Linked DNA regions of Homo sapiens: region 1 is linked to region 2. A link is a contact called in ENCODE Hi-C or POLR2A ChIA-PET data. All regions are on one chromosome and are shown on one strand. Each heading gives the region's core, a stretch centred on a gene start or an enhancer-like site at or near the end of the contact. The rest is flanking DNA. Distances are from core to core; before and after follow the strand shown.

What was found. Hi-C counts contacts between places; a loop is a spot of excess contacts on that map. ChIA-PET counts read pairs that join two places held with the same protein, here RNA polymerase II (POLR2A). Pooled maps may share reads with other maps.
Region 1: a loop to region 2 is called in a pooled map, with 4 times the contacts of the local background. The contact joins two enhancer-like sites. A Hi-C loop is called at or near these places in 1 of 168 maps with a recorded cell type or tissue (GM11168) and 5 of 50 pooled maps. POLR2A ChIA-PET finds 5 or more read pairs at or near these places in 1 of 52 experiments (activated T-cell).

Annotation. Positions count from the first base shown.
Region 1 is chr9:21,090,628-21,098,037 of GRCh38, reverse strand. No RefSeq gene overlaps it. Among named protein-coding and RNA genes, the nearest start is that of IFNB1, 16 kb to the right of the region's middle. RefSeq lists enhancers at 1,254-1,548, 1,446-1,715. Within about 2 kb of position 1,542, at least 10 of the 41 ENCODE cell types and tissues checked have a DNase peak (open chromatin) inside an H3K27ac peak, as active enhancers do.
Region 2 is chr9:20,637,797-20,644,608 of GRCh38, reverse strand. No RefSeq gene overlaps it. Among named protein-coding and RNA genes, the nearest start is that of MLLT3, 19 kb to the right of the region's middle. Within about 2 kb of position 3,993, at least 2 of the 41 ENCODE cell types and tissues checked have a DNase peak (open chromatin) inside an H3K27ac peak, as active enhancers do.

The sequences.
Region 1 (7,410 bases), core at 293-2,792, 460 kb before region 2:
AACGGGAACTAAGTATGTTTTACTGAATAGACTTATGACATAATTTGCCACTTTGCTGTCTCTTCAAGGGCCTTAATGAGGAACTATATTAAAATTTAAAGACTTTTGATTATGGATTTGCATTTCTTTTGGATGCCAAGAGAGTCAGAGAAGGGGCAAGAAGACTCACATGTGTTGGGGCTACATTTATCTAAAATAATATTTAATGTTCTTTTCAACATAAATTGTATTCTCTTTTGAATTTTATTTTCCCTTTGTTCACATTGCCCATCAATGTGCTCATGAGATAGGTGGAGCTCAAATTCTTGTCAAGAGAATTCATTAAATGAACCCTCAGCAAACATTGCCAAGACAACTCCTTGATATCTGACAGTCACAAACTCATTGAAGCATATATTGCAGCATTATATTTATTCAATAAACAATACTTAACTTTTTACCATTGGCTACTGTGCTAATGACTGGGGAGACAAAGTTCAGATTTAAAACACGAATCTTCTGGAAAAGAGAGGATAAAACAAAACATCGATTACCGAACAGAATGATGAGTGTTCCGCAAGTGCTGAATTTGCAAAGAGCCATAGGCTCAGAACAGGGCGTAAAATGGAGAGACATCCACAAGTAACTAGCATTTTAGAACTGATGGAAGGATGCAAATGACATTGAAAATTTTGGAAAAGGGGAGAAAGGACAGAGATGTGCAAGTCATTTGAAAGCAAGAGCTAAAGCAAAGAGTTGGCAGAATTGCACATTTTCTAAAAATAAGAAATAAGTGAAAAATGAGAGCTAGGAATAAGACCAAGTTTTCTTCCCTCCAGGGGTCCAGAGTGAGAGATGGGAAAGGCCAACCAGGCCTTGAATGTTCCTACTAGAACTCAAGGAGCAAAATGCTATTTTGGGATGTCATAACGGGGAAAGGAAACAGACCTCTCGTTGCCCAGTTCCCTTATCTGTAAAATTAAGATAACCACAGTCCTACCTCATAAAACTGTGGTGAGGATTAATTGTTTAATTTATATAACATGCTCAGAATGATGCCTGGCACTTAAATAAGGCTGCTTACATGTGAGCTCTCCTATTTGAAACTGATTAGAGGATTATTCCCTAATGTTCTAGGTCTGCAGGAAGGTGAGGTAATTTCAAAAGAACTAGCCAGGAACTTTTTAATGCCAGCTCAACTACTCACAAGGGAGAGGCAGAAAGAGCCATTCACTTGGTGACTGAGCCAATCATTTCGCAGCAAATATCCCAGGATGTAGACAGAAGCACTGCTACCTGGCACACACACCAGCTGTCTACAATGGCACACTTTACCTCTTGGTTCTCTCTACCTTTCGAGGAGCTAAATGTTTTCACTAAAATAACAGAGGCATCTTCCAGGCAGCCAGAAGAATCTTCTGCTTTGTGAAGATAAGCAGCACTTGCCTCAGGCAAGCACCAGGGCAAAGGGGAATACCCGCTCCATTCTTCAATTCCAATTCGACAATTCACATTTAGTTTCCTTTTCACTTGTTGCATCACCCTCATTGTTATTTTTGCACCACCTGGTTCATCGTACAGCCCCTGATGATGAAATAAAAATGTAATTGGTTGTAAGTTTTAATGATGTACAGGGTTTTGGTTTCACTTTGTAGAAGCACCAGAAACTGCTTCCAAGATAGGAAGCACCCACAGAAAAACCAAAAATAGACATGTCCACGTGTTTGTGAAGGGAATGGAGCTGGTGCTTATTCAGCAGCTGCTGTAAGTGTGTTGTCTGTGTATTCTCTTCTTAACCCTAGGCCTGGCTGCATTTACCCCTGAGTATGGTTGTGAGGATTAAATAACATACAGCTCAGAGAAATGCCTGGTATCCAAAGGGAAAAGTAAACCCAGGCTGGAGGGTGACTGAAGACTGTATTGGATAGGGCCAATGTGGAGCTTCTAGCAGAGGGAGTCCAGGTAGCACCTGGTAAGAAATGTTGGGTGGGCAGCTGTAGGGGCCAGGGGAAAATTAGCCCTTTGACCTCTGAAGCTTCACTGAAAAATCATCTGACAAAAGGCAGATTAATAGGCAAAAAGCCATACAAATTAATTGTATAGTAGTTTCATGTGACATGGGAGCCTTCAGAATGAAAGCCCAAAGATACCATTTTTATGCTTAGGTTAATGAAGAATTGGACAGCTATGTAGAAAAATGACTGGACAAAAAGGGCATGATCTAATGCTAATAGACTGAGTGAGGAAGCCTAGCAAGGCCTGTCTGTCTAGATTCTTCTGGGTTTGTTTGTGCAACATTCCTTACTCTGGGAATGGGGCAGGGCCCTCTCTGAATGGAGTTATATTCTACCATCAGATAAGGCAGGTCACATAATTTCCTTATGGTCAGCTTTTACACAGAAAGGCAAGGAGGAGGTTGAAGTAATATGTTTAGGTTTTATGGCTGGCTTTGGGGAAGGGAATTCTGGTTTCTATGGCCTGCCTTGGGAAGAGGGATTCTAGAGAGATTCTAGAGAATAAGGGGCCACAGAGAGAAGGGCAGGAGAAAGTCAGAGAAAGTTTTGCTTCTGAGGCTGCTTCTGTGGCCGTCATTTTGGGGGATTGTTTCCTGAGCCTCAGCACAGCCCTTGTGCGTCCCTGGGCCATCAATCCATTGATGAGACCATTCCAACTGTGGCTGGCGGTGAAGACTGTAGGACCCTCTGGTTGTGTTTGCATAAGGCAGAAGTTGTCATTAGTGTGGGAAAAAAAAGTAGTGCCTTTTCTCACCTATTGCTAGGTTCATGGTTAATACCCCTATAATAAAAGAAGATTAACAAGAGAAAACCATAACTAATTTTTTAAACTAATTTTCATGGGAGACAAGAGGCTTTAGAAATGAAGATCCAAAGACCCAGAGAAACTGTCTATTTTTATGCTTAGGTTTAATGAAAAATGGACAGTCATGTAAAAGCATATTGGACACAAAGGGGATATGAAGTATTGTTAATAAACTGAGGGGGGACTTAGGAAGGCCTGCTGTTCAGATTATTCTTGGTGTCCCTGTGTCTTTATTCCTTTCCTCCAGAAGCAGGGAAGGACACCTGTCACATGGGGGTCTTACGACATACTTTCAGGGGAGATAGGACAGATAATTATCTTATGACCAGCTTTCACAAAGAAAGGTGAGACAAAGTCAGTGAATGACCTTCTTGATTCTGCAGTTTTCTCAATGTCCAAGGTGCCGTTATTTTAATATCATGTCAGGAATCCCGACATTAACAAGACAGGCAGAGCCCCCGTGAAGTGGCCTAGTCTCTCCTGGATTCTTAGGTGACAGAACGGAAACTAACGAATGGATCTAGTCAAAGGCCTTTGACTATGACAAGACATCCAGGATGTGGGAAAGGGAAAAGGAACAGAGAAATGTCTGAAACCAGTGGCACATAGATCTCAGCGGCATGCTCTGCCTCTTCACACGAGGTCGGAGGTCTGAAGGTGGATTCCCTACCCAACTAGCTGTTGGCTTGCGGTTATAAAGCCCAGCATGGAAAGAAGCAGCTTCAGGAACTGAATGAGGGTGAGAGGGAAACAGCAGGTTGAAGAGAGAAAAACAATTCTTCTTTTTCCTTCCCCTGAACTTAGGCTTTTCCTTTGTAATTCCCAAGTTTCACAGGAACTTTCTTGGTCACTGAGCAAAATTTTCCAATGTAATTAAGACTTTGGTGAGATTACCCTTCATTTTATTATTGTGGAGGGTACTGTTTTTGAACGAAGCTCTTCTGCCTTTTGCGTCCTCATTACCTCCCTTCCCCATGCTTTTCCAATGGACTTTTCTCCAAATGCAATCTGAAGCTACACCACAGTCACTACCCATGGTCAGGAAAATTCCACATTTGTTTTCCTGTGATTTAGAGAAGACAACCAATAAAACTAGAGATTAATACTATTATATGCCAAATTAACCACCTAAATAGGCTCTTGTAAATCTTATCAACATCAGCAGTTCTCAACTGTTTCGGTTTCAGAAGCCATCGACACTTAAAAATTGTGGACACATCCAAAAAGATTGTGCTCATGTGTTTCTATTTATTGATATTTGTCATATTAGTATTATAATTCAGGAAGTTTTAAATGTTCACTTAAAATAACAGAAAGACACATATACCTGAAATGTAATGAAAATTGGTCCCATTAAAAATTAGAACAGGTAATGAAAAAATAACTTTCTCTTCAAAATATAACAATAATAAAGCATAAAATACATTGGAATAAACTCAGAAACAATGCACAATACATATATCAAGCCAACAGCATAACTTTTTTGAAAGACATTTTTAGAATAGCCCAATAATATTCTAATATTCACTATTTCTATTTATGGAATGCTCAATATATATTATTAAATATCCTATAAAAATATAAATATTATTTACCAAGTACTTAATATTCATTAATACATTAATTAATAATAAATATTCATTAAATAAATGACTGTGTATTTATCAGGTGAAAGAAATAACTGCCTTGTCCTGGCCTTTATAGCATCCTGTTGCAGTCTGATTTCCCACCTTAATGATGCTTACCACCCACCATGTGCTTAAATGTCCCCTGCTCACTTACAAAAATAAAAAATGAGAGAAGTTGATTAATCTTCATTGGTGATCAAGGTTAAAAAAAAATCACTCTCAATTTAGAAATAACTATGTAGTAATATAATAGTTTTCATTGGTTTTTTGATCCTCTTAATTGAATTAAAAATTCAATTATAGCCACTTCTACATGTAAGGAGCTTGGAAATGGCCACTCTGGCCTAACAAGCTGAACAGACGTAAAATCCAAAAACTCTGTTTGGATCCATGAGAAGTGAGGACACAGAGACAATTACTACCTCCAAGATTGGAGAAACGGGCAGGCAAATCTGGAGAGTTATAGCTTAAACCAGAACAGAGATTCACCAGTGGAAACCACTAAGGGAACCAGGAAAACCTGGACTATAATTGATGAATTGGTGAAGGCTCAGTGTGGACAACTGAGAATTAAAAACTCAAGAGGACTTAGTTATAGGAGGGTCCTCATACTTTTTGCATTTTATGTCTAGGTGATTTAGCTGGTTCTCACAGGAAATATCAGAGAAAAATTCTCTAGTGCTTCCAGCAATAAAGGTGAGAATATTTGGATGCACTCCATTCCTCTTAACAAGGTCTGCAGTCAGAAAAAGCTAGTTGACTAGAATCTAATCTCCTGGAGTTTTATTAGAGCCTATTTTCAACTGACTTGAAGGAAGAAAAATACCCAACTCCAGCCAGTTCTAGCCATCCTGCTCCACCTAAAGGGGGAGGGAGGACACAGAAACACTTTCGAAGTTCACAGTCCAGAGGCACAGGCTCACTAAAAACAGAGACCTACTGGTAGGACTAGAGAACACCTCCCCTTCCTAATACCTTACTGTCACATTTTTAAAGGCCTATTTGCAGTAGTAAAATAACAAAGCATACTAAAATACAAAAAGACAGAATTTGAAGAGACAGAGCAAGCATCAGAACCAGACATGGCAGTGATGTTGGTATTATCAGACTGGGAATTTTAAACTATGATTAAGTGCTCTGACAGATAAAGTAGACAGCATGCAAGAACAGATGGGCAATGCAACCAGAGAGATGGAAAGCCTATGAAAGAACCAAGGCTGGGTGCGGTGGCTCATGCCTGTAATTCCCAGCACTTTGGGAGGCCAAGGTGGGCGGATCACAACGTCAGGAGATCGAGACCATCCCGGCCAACATGGTGAAATCCCTTCTCTACCAAAATACAAAAAATTAGCTGGGTGTGGTGGCGCATGCCTGTAGTGCCAGCTAGTTGGGAGGCTGAGCCAGGAGAATCACTTGAACCCTGGAGGTGGAGATTGCAGTGAGTCAAGATCGTGCCACTGCACACCAGCCTGGTGACAGAGGAAGAGTCTGTCTCAAAAAAAAAAAAAAAAAGAAAGAAAGAAAGAAAAGAAAAGAAAGAACCAAAAAGGAAATGCTAAAGATCAAAAACAGTCTGACAGTGTAGTGGAATCTTATAATTTTATGTTGCCTCAGCATCCATTTTGAATCTAAGTTTAACTTTGTCATACCAAAGCAGGGCTCAGTCACCCTTGGCACAGTTTATAGTTCTACACTACACCCAAATGGCCTAAGTCAGTGGTCAGAGAGAAGAACTTAGTGGCATCTCTCCCACCTAGCAGACTGGGCTCCCTGCTTTCTGGCCATTTCCTGTAAATCATTCAAGCATTTTCCTGTGAACTTAAAGTGACACATACCCTATTCCCTTATATATTCTGCCAGTTGCCCTCGTGATTTCTCTCGTTCTTTGCCTAACTCTTCATTCCTGCCTCATTACACCTTTCCTTCCTAGTAGCTATAAGAAAAGTCTTTGAACTTCTTGCCTATTGTGGTGGTGTACTAAATTTGAAGAAGTAGGAGTTGCCCCATGCCAGATTTTTTCTGGGTGGCTGGGGAGAAGACAAGTTCAGGCTCTTAGGACCAGGGAGATGGTCAGGCAGGCATAAGCTGTGCACAGGTGAGAAAAAATTCACACAGGCATCTGCCAGTATAAACAGGTTTCCCATGTGAGGGATCCGCTGGTCATGGGTTGGATATCTAACCATTATTCCATCTGCCAGGAAAAAGAACTGCCTCGTGAATGGCAAATTGTGAACACCCACGACCAGTTTCCTTTCATTTCCCATTAGGGCAAGGCTGCTAGCTGCTATGGTACTGGAAGCTGAGTTTAGACAGAAGTTCTCAGAAATCAAACAAAAAATGAAAAATGCCTTTGATGTTATTATTGGTAGACCAGACAAAGCTGAAGAAAAAAATTTCTGAGCATGAGGATTTATCAATGAAAACTTTCAAAACTGAAAAGAAAAGAGAATAAGATCTAGGAAAAAAAGAGAACAGAATTGCAAAGACTGTAAGATAACTACAAAATGTGTAACATACATGTAATGGAAATATCAGAAAAAGAAAACAGGGAAAGAAAGAGAAGAAATATTTGAACAACAATGACTGAGAATTTATTCAAATTAATGTCGGACATCAAACTACAGATGCAAGAAGCACAGAGAACACCAACTAGGATAAATGCTGGAAAAATTACACATAGGCATATCATTTCAAACTACAGAAAATCAAAGGTAAAGAATATATCCTGAAATAAACCAGAGGAAAAAAAATACCTTACCTCAAGAATTTAGAAAAAAAACACCAACCTAGGATTCTGTATCTTGCAAATTATCCTTCAAAAGTGAAGGAGAAATAGAGACTTTCTCAGACAAACAAAAATTGAGGGAATGTGTTACCCGTAGACTTGCTTTGCAATAAATTTTAAAAGAAATTTTTTTAGAGAGAGGGAAAATGATATAGATCAGAAACTTAGATCTAAATAAAGCAAATTTCTCAGAGAAGA
Region 2 (6,812 bases), core at 2,744-5,243:
AACGGCCCTGGTTCTTCAGAATCTGTGAGCTATCTCAGAACCTTTCCAATAAATCCTCCCCTATGATCCCTTAGTCTCTGTCCCCTGCACAAAAAGATAATTGACTAACATAATGACCCTGGCCTGAAATGTGTATTCTTTCCTTTTGCTAGATTAACCTACTGTATAATTTTGGGTAAAAGGTGCTGATTGCTTTGATTCATTGCAGTTGGTTCTAGTCCAAGCTTAATTAGTTTGGAATTAAACTGGATCCAATACTAGCACCTTTTATAGTGTCTATTGAAATACAATATTAGAGCGATGAAATTCTTCTTGAATGAGAGGTGTTGGTGAGATTTTTAGCCAAGACAAAGTCATGTTTACTAGCTGGATTAGCCAGGGTTTCTAAAGGGACAGAACTACTAGGATATACGTATATATGAAGGGGAGTTTATTAGGAGAATTGACTCACACAATCGCAAGGCGAAGTCCCACAGTAGGCCATCTGCAAGCTGAGCAGCAAGGAAGCCAGTGCGAGTCCCCAAACCTCAGAAGTAGGGAAGCCGACAGTGCAGCCTTCAGTCTGTGGTTGAAGGCATGAGAGCCCCCAGCAAACCACCCATGTAAGTCCAAGAGTCCAAAAGTGAAGAACTTGGAGTCTGATGTTCAATGACAGGAAGCATCCAGCACGGGAGAAAGATGAAGACTGGAAGATTCAGCAAGTCTGCTGTTTACAACTTCTGCTTGGCGGCTGATTAGGTGGTGCCCGACCAGCTTGAGGGTGGATCTGCCTCTCCCAGTCCACTGACTCAAATGTTAATCCCCTTTGGCAACACCCTCAGAGACACATCAGGAACAATACTTTGCATCCTTCAATCCAATCAAGTTGACACTCAGTCTTAACATTCACACCAGCCAAAATAGATCAGAAACAAAAATTAGAAGAAATTTACTGGACTTAGCCTAATTAGTGAGATAGAGCTGCTTCGTGCGGTGCTGTGGTTAAGTGATTAGGTAACAATGATCCAAACACAATAAAATTCAACATCCTGAGGTGATGCCTTATGAATCCTTTCCTCCTTGAAAAGCCTGTAACACGGTGGACTACTCTTTTCTTGTCCTTTTCCCTAGCCTTCACAATTCCACACTCTCCTGATACTTCTCATTAGTCACATTCTCCCCTGGTTTTAATAATAGTTGGATTAGCTTGGATAAAGGCTAGAATGAGGTAACAAGAGACAAAAAATACTCAAATAAGATAAAGAGTTATTTCTCATGTAATATTTTGTGTATATTGTCCAGGAATAATATGGTGGCCCAGTAGGTTAGAGAACCTGAGGTCCTTTTAATGTATGACAGCCACTGGGTACGACCCTCATCCATGTGGTCAAAATGACCTCACTATCATATTTGCATTCAACCCCATGGGAAGCAGCGACATGCTTCTTTCCTACAAAAGGCATAATTGAGAAAGTGAAAACATCATTTCTAATAAATCCCACAAATGAGAACCTAATCATATGGCCACAATTAGCTGCACAGAGGCTGGGAAATGTAGTCTATATTTGGGGAATCGTGTGCCCAGCTAAAGCTCTATTGTATAGAAAAACAGCACTTTCTAACACTAAGGTTTACTAAATATGTCTCATTACTTCAGATTTCTCTCCTGATGTTCACACCTAGTTATTCAACTGTTTACTGAGCATTTATTTATTCCACAAATATTTAACTGCGCTCCTGTGTTACCAGCCACACTAACAAAGATGCTTTTTCTATTTAGATGTTATTCAGAACCCTAACATGTCCAAAGCTGACCATTCCGCATTCCCTAAACTTTCCTCCTTCCTATCTAGGTTATTTGCACCATTATTCAACCAGCTGCCCAACTCAGAAGTGAAGGTGTCTCATACTTATATTCTTCCCTCTCTCATCCAAACTGTCACCAGGCCTAATCAAATCTACCACCTAAACAGATCTCCATTCTAGCCACTTTTCTCCACATACCTCCTTTTAACTGTCGTCTAGGACTCAGTCCTCTCTGTTTTTGAAATTGAAGTATAACATATGTACAGTAAATATGTGAAGTGTGCTAATATAAATGTAAAGTTTAATGGGTTTTACATATGTGCATACCCATTTAACCACCATCCAGATGAAGATACTTCTCAAGATTCTCTGTGTTCTTTCTCAATCAAGCACTATTTCTCCTGTTTAGATAGTTGTTTAAGCCTTTTCAATGGACACTGACCATCTTTCAGTTTCTTTATCTCTCTGTTTCTGACTGCCTGCTTGTCTCTCCACCTCTCTTTCTCTCTCTCTCTCTCTCCTGTGTGTGTGCGTGTGTGTGTGTGTGTGTGTGTGTATTTTTCCCTTGTCCCTGGGGCTTCATTTTACTTCTGTTCTCTCTCTTCCTTTTTGGCTGATAAATCCTTCTGTAACCCAGATCTCAGCTGAGATATCACCTTTATCAAGAAACCCTGTCAGTTGCTGGTATGGGGATTTGCCTAAATAACCTTGTTATGGTTATCTTAGCTTGGGAAAAGGAGAAATAAAACATGTTGAACATGTTTTGATGTAGAACATAGAATATATTTGTTTTGGGTAAACGAATTGGAGATAGTATTTTACTTGTAGGTGAGACCTGGTCACCAAAATATTTTCATTCCTAGTATTAGTTTAAACATTGCTGCTGTAAGTTAGCTATCACAGCAAATCAATAATATTTAAGTCATAGCTCCTTTCAGTGGATCTCACTAGTAAATAAGCCATTGAAAAGTATGACCATATTTATTTTTAGTGAACTAATGTTTTATAATATACATCTAGTAAAGTATACATAACTTAGTGAGTAGTCTGATGAATTCTGATGACTGTATACCTCTGGGTAACCAATATCCCAACTGGTTTCCAAAGTAGAACTTTTCCAGCACCCCAAATAATTCCTTTGTGCCTTTTTGGTCAATTCCTCTAAAATGCAGTTACTGTTCTAATTTCTACCACAATTCATTGGTTTCGCATGTGTTGGAATGCCATGTAAGTAGAATCAGATAGTATATGTATATTCATGTATTTTGCTTCTTTTGCTCAACATAACGTTTTTCAGATTCATTTATGTTGTTGCATATATGAGTAGTTCATTCTTATTTTATTACTGAACAGTATTCCAATGTAGTATATGTGGCACAATTTATCCATTTTACCAATTTTCATATTGGTGGACATACGGACTATTCCCTATTTTGGCCTATAACAAATAAATCTACTATGAACATTCTTACGTAAGTCTTTTTGTGAAGATATGTCTTTATGTTTCATAAACACCTAGAAGTTGAATCCAGATGGATCATAGAATAGGTATATTTTTATCTTTATTAGAAACTGTTAAACAGTTTATCAAAGATTGGTATTATTTTATACTCCAACTAGAAATGTATGCAAATTCTACTTGTTCCACATCCACATCAAAATCTAGTGTGTCAATCTTTTTAATGTTTGTCCTTTTAGAAGTGTGAAATGATTTCTCATTGCAGTTTTCACTTGCATTTCCCTAATGATTAAAAATGCTGAGCACCTTTTCTACATGTCTGTCCTGGAATCTTTAAAGTGTGGCTCTTGTTCTCATTCTTACAAAATGGTGCTGGAGCTCTAGCTGTCACTGCGCCGTAGGCAGAAGGAGGAACAAAGGGTCCAGATCTTACAGTCATGTATCTGCTGAGTCTTTCTCAGAAGCCTCACCCATGGGCTTCTCTTTCTATCTCATTGGTCAAAATTATGTCACATGCCTAACCAATCTGCCAGGAAGGCTGGGTAAAGCAATTTTTTAAGCAGATCTTCCAGGTTTCTATTACTGTGAAACAAACCAACTCAAAAGTTAATGGCTTAGAATGAAAATGTGTTTTTCTCACAAATAGGCCATTTGGGCAAAGCTTAGCAGAGACAGCTTGTCTCTGCTTCACTTGGCATCAGCCTAGAGGCAATTGTTGCTGGCTGCCGGCCAAGAAGACTCACACAGTTGGAACTGTGGTTAGAACACCTACACATGAGCTTTTCATGTGGGTTCTTGGATTCCCACACCACGATAGCTGAGTCCCAAGGGTGAGGGTCCCAAGAGAGACTGAGGTAGAAACCATATCGCCTTTTATGACCTGGAAGTCACACATTATCACTTGTGCTGTATTCTATTCATTGTGGAAAATACAAAGGTCTGCCTGGTTAAAGGGGAAGAGAAGTCGATTTTACAACTTGATCTGGGGGTGGCGAGGTATGGAAGAGCAAGTGGACCAAAATATTGCTGTGGGCTGGGCCCAGTGGCTCACGCCTATAATCCCAGCTCTTTGGGAGGCCGAGGCAGGTGGATCATTTGAGGTCAGGAATTTGAGACCAGCCTGGCCAACATGGTGAAACCCCGTCTCTACTGAAAAAATACAAAAATTAGCCAGATGTAGTGGCGCATGCCTGTAATCCCAACTACTTCAGGAGGCTGAGGCGGGAGAATAGCTTGAACCTGGGAGGCGGAGGTTGCAGTGAGCCGAGATCGTGCCACTGCACCCCAGCCTGAGCGACAAGACTGAGATTCCATCTCAAAAACAAAAAAAACAAAAAACAAAATATTACTGTGGCCATTTTGGGGAAATACAATCTGCTACAATTGGGCATGTTGCTTACCCCTAACTAAGCTGGGATTCTCTTCACAAGAAAGATGTGGCGAATAAATATTGGGTAGGCAAGCTGAGTTTCTGTCATGTTCTTTACACATATAACATTATAATTGTTTGCTTTCCACTAGACTGTAAACTCCATAAAGACAGCAGCCAGATTTGTCCATCTGTCTTTATTAATTATTGGTTCCTTAGGGCCTAAGGAAAAAAAAATAGGCATTCAAGAAATATTTCTCAATGAACAAGTATTAAACTAAATAAAACCATATATAGAATATCAGTTTTAGAAAATAAACTGTGATGAAACATTAGGAAAGAATGTAAAAATTGAAATTTTAAGTCAATAACCTGCCAGCCTGGAGCTGGGAGCTGTGGCTCACACCTGTAATCTCAGCACTTTGGGAGGCTGGGACAGGTAGATCGCTTGAGCTCAGGAGTTTGGGACCAGCCTGGGCAACGTGGCAAAACCCTGTCTTTACAAAAAATACAAAAATTTGTCAGGTGTGGTGGTGCATGGCTGTAGTCCCAGCTACTCAGGAGGCTGAGTTGGGAGGATCACTTGAGCCCAGGAGGTTGACGCTGCAGTGAGCCATGATTATGTCACTGTACATCAGCCTGGGTGACATAGTGAGACCCTATGACAATAAATAAGTAAATAAATAAATAAAAACCTATCAGGCTGGGCAACATAGTAAGACCCTATCTCTACAAAAATCTTTTTAAAAAATTAGCTGAGTGTGGTGGCATGCACCTGCAGTGGCAGCTATTTGGGAGGCTGAGGTGGGAGGATCACTTGAGCCCAGGAGTTCAAGGCTGCAGTGAGCCATGATCACAGCACTGCATTCCAGCCTGGGGGATAGAGTGAGATTGTCTCTAAAAAAAAGTCAATAACCTGCAGAAAGCCCAATAAACATATATGCTAAGGATTAAAACAAATCTCATTCTACTTTTTAAAATAAAAAACAAAATAAAGTGCTATTTAGTGAGGCAATCAGAGACCAAAAGCCAGTCCTTATGACTTTTCTATACATTACTTTACATTGGTTTAGAATATCCAGCCATTGACCATTATTTGCTATTGTTGGAGACAGTTTGGAAAATGCATGCTCCCTGATCCTTACTGGATCAGTATTGAGGTCAAGAATTTGTTCATTCTGTGAACTATCTCTTCTTCATCCTTAAGTACATTTTTAGCTTACATAGTTTAAAATCTTTATTTTCTCTTTTTATTTATTTATTGATTTATTTATTATTTATTTATTGCTTTTTAGTTTTAGAGACAAGGTCTCATTCAGTTACCCAGGCTGGAGTGCAGTGGCACTATCATAGCCCACTGTAACCTCAAACTCCTGGACTCAAGCAATCCTCCCACTTCAGCTTCCCGAGTACCTGGGACTACACGTGCACACCACCATGCCCAGCTAATTAAAAGAAAAAAAATTCCTTGTAGAGACGGGGTTTCTCTGTGTTTCCCAGGGCGGTCTCTAATTTCTGGCCTCAAGCAATCTTTCCACCTCAGCCTCCCAAACTGCTGAGATTATAGACATTAGCCACTGCACCCAGCCTTAACATTTTTTGACTTATGTTGTTTCATATATTTAAATATTTTCATCGTTTTCATTGGTTTCATATTCCCTTTTGAAGAGCTCTTCAATGTTTTGTTTTTCTTTTTCTGGTCCATTTAATAACTAGTTTGCCAGTAACCATGGCTTTGCATGGCACGTTCCTGAGGACTGTGACAAATATTCTCATACTGTGATCTGATTATATCATACCTCTGCTCAAATTTTTTCAGTGGTTTCTTGTCAGGCATAGAAAACTCTTAATCTGTTGAGCATGAACAGAATACCCTTTCTGAGGAGATTCCTCATCTCCCAACACTTTCCTTCAGTCAGACCTTAGAATAAGTATAGCTACTGAGCTTGCCATACCTTCTCCTTTCTCAGTGCCCCCCCACCCCCACCCTTCCTAGTGTCTTTCCAGGCTGAAGGAAGAATATCTGTTAAATGTTTGCTCCCAATTTCATTCTCATCCTTGTGACACCCTCTCCTCATCCTTGTGATAAACTCTTACCCTCCAGTATCATCTCAAGTGTTAATGCCTCAGTTATTCTTTCTCTAAGCTCCCATCTCAGATTGGGTGCATTTTCCTTGTCTTGTATTTGAATATGCAAAT